Linked DNA regions of Homo sapiens: region 2 is linked to region 1. The links are chromatin loops, found by intact Hi-C in ENCODE. Cell type or tissue: PC-3. All regions are shown on one strand. Each heading gives the region's core, and the rest is flanking DNA. Links, peaks and the distances in the headings are about the cores only.

Region 1 (2,917 bases), core at 313-2,812:
CACAGTACAGTGGTTACCTCCCTGCACAAATGGCATGGCTATCCTAATATGACTTCACTAGATTTGTGCTCACCTTAATCAGCACCAAAGAATTTAAAGAATTTTAAGAATTTACCTTAAAGAGTAAAATAAATGATTGGTCGCATAAATTTGTGTCTGCTGCTCGGAACAGATCAAAGGGCCATGCAGACTGGCTCATGGATGTAATCCCAACACTTTGGGAGGCCAAGGCAGGTAGATCGCTTGAGCTCAAATGTTTGAAATCAGCCTGGGCAAGATAGGGAGACCCTATCTCCACACAAAAAATTAGAAATTAGCTGGTTGTGGTGGTGCATGCCTGCAATCCCAACTACCCAGGAGGCTGAGGTGCAAGGATCGCTTGAGCCCTAGAGCTTGAGGCAATAGTGGAGTTGTGATCACGCCACTGGCACTCCAGCCCGGACAACAGAGTGACACCCTGTCTCAAACAAAAAAGAACAAATCAAGGAAGCCCATGGTGCACTCGGCCCCACACTGCATGAATCCTGCCATGGGGCCGCAGGCGGCTGCAGCTAGAGGCACCACTGTCATCATGGGAACTACAGAACATTAAAGCTGGAAGTGGTGAAAGCGTAAGTGCAAGGGGTGAGTTTGAGAAAAACTGTGAGCCTTATTTCTGCATAAGACATTGCAGCTTCCTTCCTACCCCTAGATTCTCTGACAGTCTATTAAGGCTCCCACCCCTTTTTAGAGGCGTTTTTAGGTTAGTATTGACCTGAATCATTTTTTTTAGACTCAAGGTTCATTTTAGTTTAGGTGAACAAGCAATTATTGAGTTTCCATTTTGTGTTAGGCAGTGTCCTAGGCACTGGAGATACAAAGGTTTGTAAGACACAGGTCCTTCTTGTTAGGAAGACAAATCCTAAACCAATCATTTACACTCTGTTCACTGCCATAACAATGAAGTGCAACAGGAAGCTATGGAAAGAGGAGCAGAAACTGACTCAGACTGGAAGAGTGTGGAAAACATAATGCATTGAAGGGTAAGTAGGTTACAAGATACACGGCAGTAACCACCAAGAAAGTGAAAAGACAACCCATAGATGGGAGAAAATATTCACAAATCATATGTCTGATAAGGAACTTGTATACAGAATACACAAAGAACTCTTACAACTCAACAATAAAAACAAAATCTCAATTTTAAAAATGGACAGGCTGGGTGCGGTGGCTCACGCCTGTAATCCCAGCACTTTGGGAGGCCGAGGCAGGTGGATTATGAGGTCAAGAGATCGAGACCATCCTGGACAACATGGTGAAACCCCATCTCTACTAAAAATACAAAAATTAGCTGGGCGTGGTGGTGTGCACCTGTAGTCCCAGCTACTCGGGAGGCTGAGGGAGGAGAATTGCTTGAACCTGGCAGGCAGAGGTTGCAGTAAGCCAAGATCGTGCCACTGCACTCCAGCCTGGTGATAGAGACTCCATCTCAAAAAAAAAAAAAAAAAAAAAAAAGGTCAAAGGGTCTCAACAGACATTTCTCCCAAGATGATATACAAATGGCAAATGGCCAGTAGCATATGAAAAGTTGCTCAATATCATTAGCTTTCAGGGAGATGCAAATCAAAAGCACAATGGGGTGCCACTTCACACTCACTAGAATGGCTATAATCAAAAAGATTTAAAAAAAGTGTTGGAAGACAATGTGGAGAAACTGGAACTCACACATTGCTGGTGGAAATGTAAAATGATGCAGTCCTTTTGGAAAACAGTCTGGCAGTTCTTCAAAAGATTACACTTAGAGTTACCATATGACTCAGCCATTCTGCTCCTAGGTATACATTCCAGAGAAATGAAAATCTATTTCCATACAAAAACTTGCACGTGAATGTGTGCAATAGCAGCATTGCTCATAATAGCTGAAAGGTGAAAACAGCTCAAATGTGTATCAACTAATAAAGAGATAAAATGTGATATAGCCACACAACACAATACTGTTTAGCCATAAAAAGGAATGAAGTACTTATTTACAACATGGATGAACCTTGAAAACATAACTTTAGTGAGTGAAACCACTCACAAAAAACCACAGTCTATAATTTCATTCCTATGAAAGGTCCAGAATAGACTAATCTATAGAGACAGAAAGTAGATTAGGGGTTGCCTAGAGTTGGGAGGGTTGGGGAAAAATGGCTGCTAAGGGGTGCGAAGTTTCTTTATAGGGTAATAAAAATGATGAAAAATTGATTGTGGCTCTGGTCGCAAAACCTGGCATATGCCAAAAGCCACTGAATTGCATTTTTGAAATGATAAATCATGTGATATGTGAAATACATCACAGCTGTTATATACATTGAAAGATAGCTATATCACAATTCCATGAAATGTTGGTTGTTGATACCTTTCTGATAATGATGATAGCAGTAATAGCAACAAACTCCTATTTCCACACCCAGTACTTTTTGGTACTTTTTGTCAAATGTCCAACATGGGGACAAGCACTTTAAAAGGATTTCATGAGCCCAAAGGCACTTAATGGCATAGAAAAGATTTACCTAATAGAATATTAGGAAAGACTTTTCACCATGAATGCCCCAAAACTGCATAAAACAGCACAACCACTTTTAGGCGGAAAAATGTGATCTCTGAGGAGGCTGTAAGCAGTCATTATTTAAATCTAGGTCAAGACCTACTAAATAATCATAATGGCAGTTTTAATGGAGGCTAAAATTTACTGTTTTTTTTTAAATGACTATTATTTCATTTCTGTTCTACCAGAGCATCACTACGGAATGAATCAATACCAATAATCCAACAAGAACAATGCACAAAATGAGTGTGCTTTTCAAACTGCTGCAATTAATTTGTTAAAAAAAAAGAAAAAATGGTTCCTCTCAGCTATAAAAATCTGCTAATACTTGCCAAATAAAATGGAATT
Region 2 (2,917 bases), core at 144-2,643, 120 kb after region 1:
ACATAGTAAACTGAAACCTTAGTGGAAATATAAACAGACTAAAACCTCCTCTTGTGCCAGTGACCAAATTTTGGCCAATTAAAGGTGGCTGGGGGTTCAAACCGTATTCAAATAAGGCAAATGCTGAGCTGTAACCAATCCACCTGTTTCTGTACCTCGCTTCCATTTTCTATACATCACTTTCCCTTTTCTGTCCATAAATCTTCCACCATGTGGCTGCACTGGAGTCTCTCTGAGCTTATTACTCTGGCTTGGGAGGCAGCCCAATTCACAAATTGTTCTTTGCTCAATTAAACTCTGTTAAATTTAATTTGTTTAAAGTTTTTATTTTAACAATACAGATAGATGTGTATAATTAAAACTTAGCTCTAGAACAATAGTCTGGAAATCTTTCAAATATAGATTTTTGGTGACACATTTGAGAGTTCCCATAAACACTGTCAATACAAGTGCAACAGAAGTTCAATTAAAAATGGAGCAACTGTGGCTGGGCGCGGTGGCTCACGCCTATAATCCCAGCACTTTGAGAGGCCAAGGCAGGCAGATCACTTAAGGCCAGGAGTTCGAGACCAGCCTGGCCAACATGGTGAAACCCCATCTCTACTAAAGACACAAAATTAGGCAGGCATGGCAGCACATGCCTGTCATCCGAGCTACTTGGGAGGCTGAGGTATGAAAATTGCTTGAACCCAGGAGGCAGAGGTTGCAGTGAACCCAGATCATGCCACTGCACTCCAGCCTGGGCGATAAGGTAAGACACTGTCTCAAAAAAAAAAAAAAGAAAAAAAAAGAGCAACCTTTTGAAAAGAGCAACCATTTGAAAAGGCATTCATTCCTTTTTTGTAATACTGTACTCAGAAAACTCTTCTCTAAGAGACACAAAAACTAACAAATTTTCTTTTCTAAATCTCAAAACCTACCAGCTTTCTGTGCCGCATCATTATCAAGCAATGTCTCCACTGTCTGTCATGAAGTAAATAAAAGTGAAAACTTGTCACAGCCAAAGAAATGGTGAGCAAATTAATCAAGCCCTGGGGTCAGCCAAAGAAAACATTCCTCGCCTTTTCTAGTGCAAGTTTCTAAAAAGGTGCTCTTTTTCCCTACCTCTCCTCTAAGAACAGGGAATGGGCAGAACTCAGTCCTGCAGCAATGATCAAATCTCTCATTCACTGAGTTCTGGAATCTCCCCTGGTGCTTGAGGATTATAATTCAACTAAATGGTACTTGAACTGTGGTAATCAATATGAGCAGAAGGATAAAGCCATCACTTTCAAAGAAAACTTTGTGAACGGCATTGAGAAGACATCAAAAGAAATACACAGCGCCATTACATATGTAAAACAAGATGAGCAAACGGATGTCTTCCTGCTCCTTCTCCTTGGTAAATACTGTTCCAAAGCTGAATTCCACTGGTGAAAACATGCTAATTTCACAGCCAGACTAAAATCTGGATATCTTCAGAAGTGAAAAAGGTCTGACTTAAGATAAGCAGACACCTTTGTTCTATCTTAGTTGCTGGAGGTCTGTGAGAAGGAGCTGTTTGCATAAGCCGCACCTTCAGAATAATAAAAGTCAAGGGCAAAAGTCCATGTCTTCCACAGACCAACTGAGAAGGGAGTCAGAAATGACAGTCCAGTAACTGTGACATCTAATGCTTTAAGAACTGCTGGAATGTTTGTAAATGCTCGTCTTGTGCCAAGTTGGCTGTGACACCAAAAAGCCTGCAGGGTGGCACCTCCCCCGCAGGGCCTAGTGTCATAGGTCTCCACAGCCAGCCTTGGAGTAGGAAAGAATCACAAGGGATAATTTTCCTTAAACTACTACCTTTGCTGCATCTCACTAGTTTTGATATGTAAAGAATTAAGTTCTAAAAATGTTTTAATTTTCATAATAATTTCTTCTTTGACTCATGAGGTGTGTGTGTATAAATTTTTTTTGAGATGGAGTTTCACTCATCGCCCAGACTAGAATGCAGTGGCGTGATCTCGGCTCACTGCAACCTCCTCCTCCTGGGTTCAAGCAGTTCTCCTGCCTCAGCCTCCTGAGTAGCTGGGATTACAGGCATGCGCCACCACACCTGGCTAATTTTTGTGTTATTAGCAGAGACGGGGTTTACCATGTCGGCCAGGCTGGTCTCAAACTCCTGACCTCAGGTGATCCACCCACCTCATCCTCCCAAAGTGCTGGGATTACAGGCGTGAGCCACTGCGCCAGGCCAATTTTTAAATTTTTTATAGAGACAGTGCCTCACTATGTTGCCCAGGCTGGTTTCAAATTCCTGGACTCAAGCAATTGACCCATCTCAGCCTCCCAAAGTGTTGGGATTACGGAATAAGCCACCACTCCTGGCCTAAAACATATTTTTAAACAGGTCATGAGTCACAGAAATAATAATCATGGAAATTAGAAAATACACAGAGCTGAAAGATAAAAACACTACATATAAAAATTTATGCCTGGCTGGGTGCAGTGGTTCATGCCTGTATTCCTAGCACTTTGGGAGGCAGAGGCAGGCAGATCACTTGAGGTCAGGAGTTCAAGGCCAGCCTGGCTAACATGGTGAAACCCTGTCTCTACTGAAAATACTAAAATTGGTGGGTATGGTGGTGGGTGCCTATAATCCTAGCTACTCCAGAGGTTGAGGTATGAGAATCGCTTGATCCTGGGAGGCGGAGGTTGCAGTAAGCTGAGAATGTGCCACTGCACTCCAGCCTGGGCAACAGAGCAAGACTTTGCCTCAAAAAAAAAAAAAAATATATATATATATATGCCTACCATCCCTTTGTGAGGCTAAGCTGGGCAGATTGCTTGAGCTCAGGAGTTCAAGACCAGCCTTGGTAACATAGTGAATCCCTGTCTCTATTAAAAAAAAAAAAAAATTACAGAATGCAGGTAAAGCAGTACTTAGAGGAAATTT

Evidence for each region. Peaks named below come from ENCODE experiments on the same cell type or tissue, not always from the same donor. Only the 100,000 strongest peaks of a DNase experiment are listed, where the experiment ranks them.
Region 2: it touches region 1 in a loop (7-fold over the local background); 2 of 110 quality-filtered maps call a loop at or near these places.

Annotation. Positions count from the first base shown.
Region 1 is chr12:63,977,616-63,980,532 of GRCh38, reverse strand. All of the region lies in intron 1 of SRGAP1 (SLIT-ROBO Rho GTPase activating protein 1), which reads right to left. Among named protein-coding and RNA genes, the nearest start is that of SRGAP1, 130 kb to the right of the region's middle. In PC-3, for the core only: no CTCF peak of the experiment used is centred there; a DNase peak (open chromatin) is centred at 1,812; H3K27ac peaks cover 1,816 bases.
Region 2 is chr12:63,861,140-63,864,056 of GRCh38, reverse strand. All of the region lies in intron 1 of SRGAP1 (SLIT-ROBO Rho GTPase activating protein 1), which reads right to left. Among named protein-coding and RNA genes, the nearest start is that of SRGAP1, 18 kb to the right of the region's middle. In PC-3, for the core only: no CTCF peak of the experiment used is centred there; a DNase peak (open chromatin) is centred at 1,646; H3K4me3 peaks cover 1,259 bases; H3K27ac peaks cover 2,500 bases.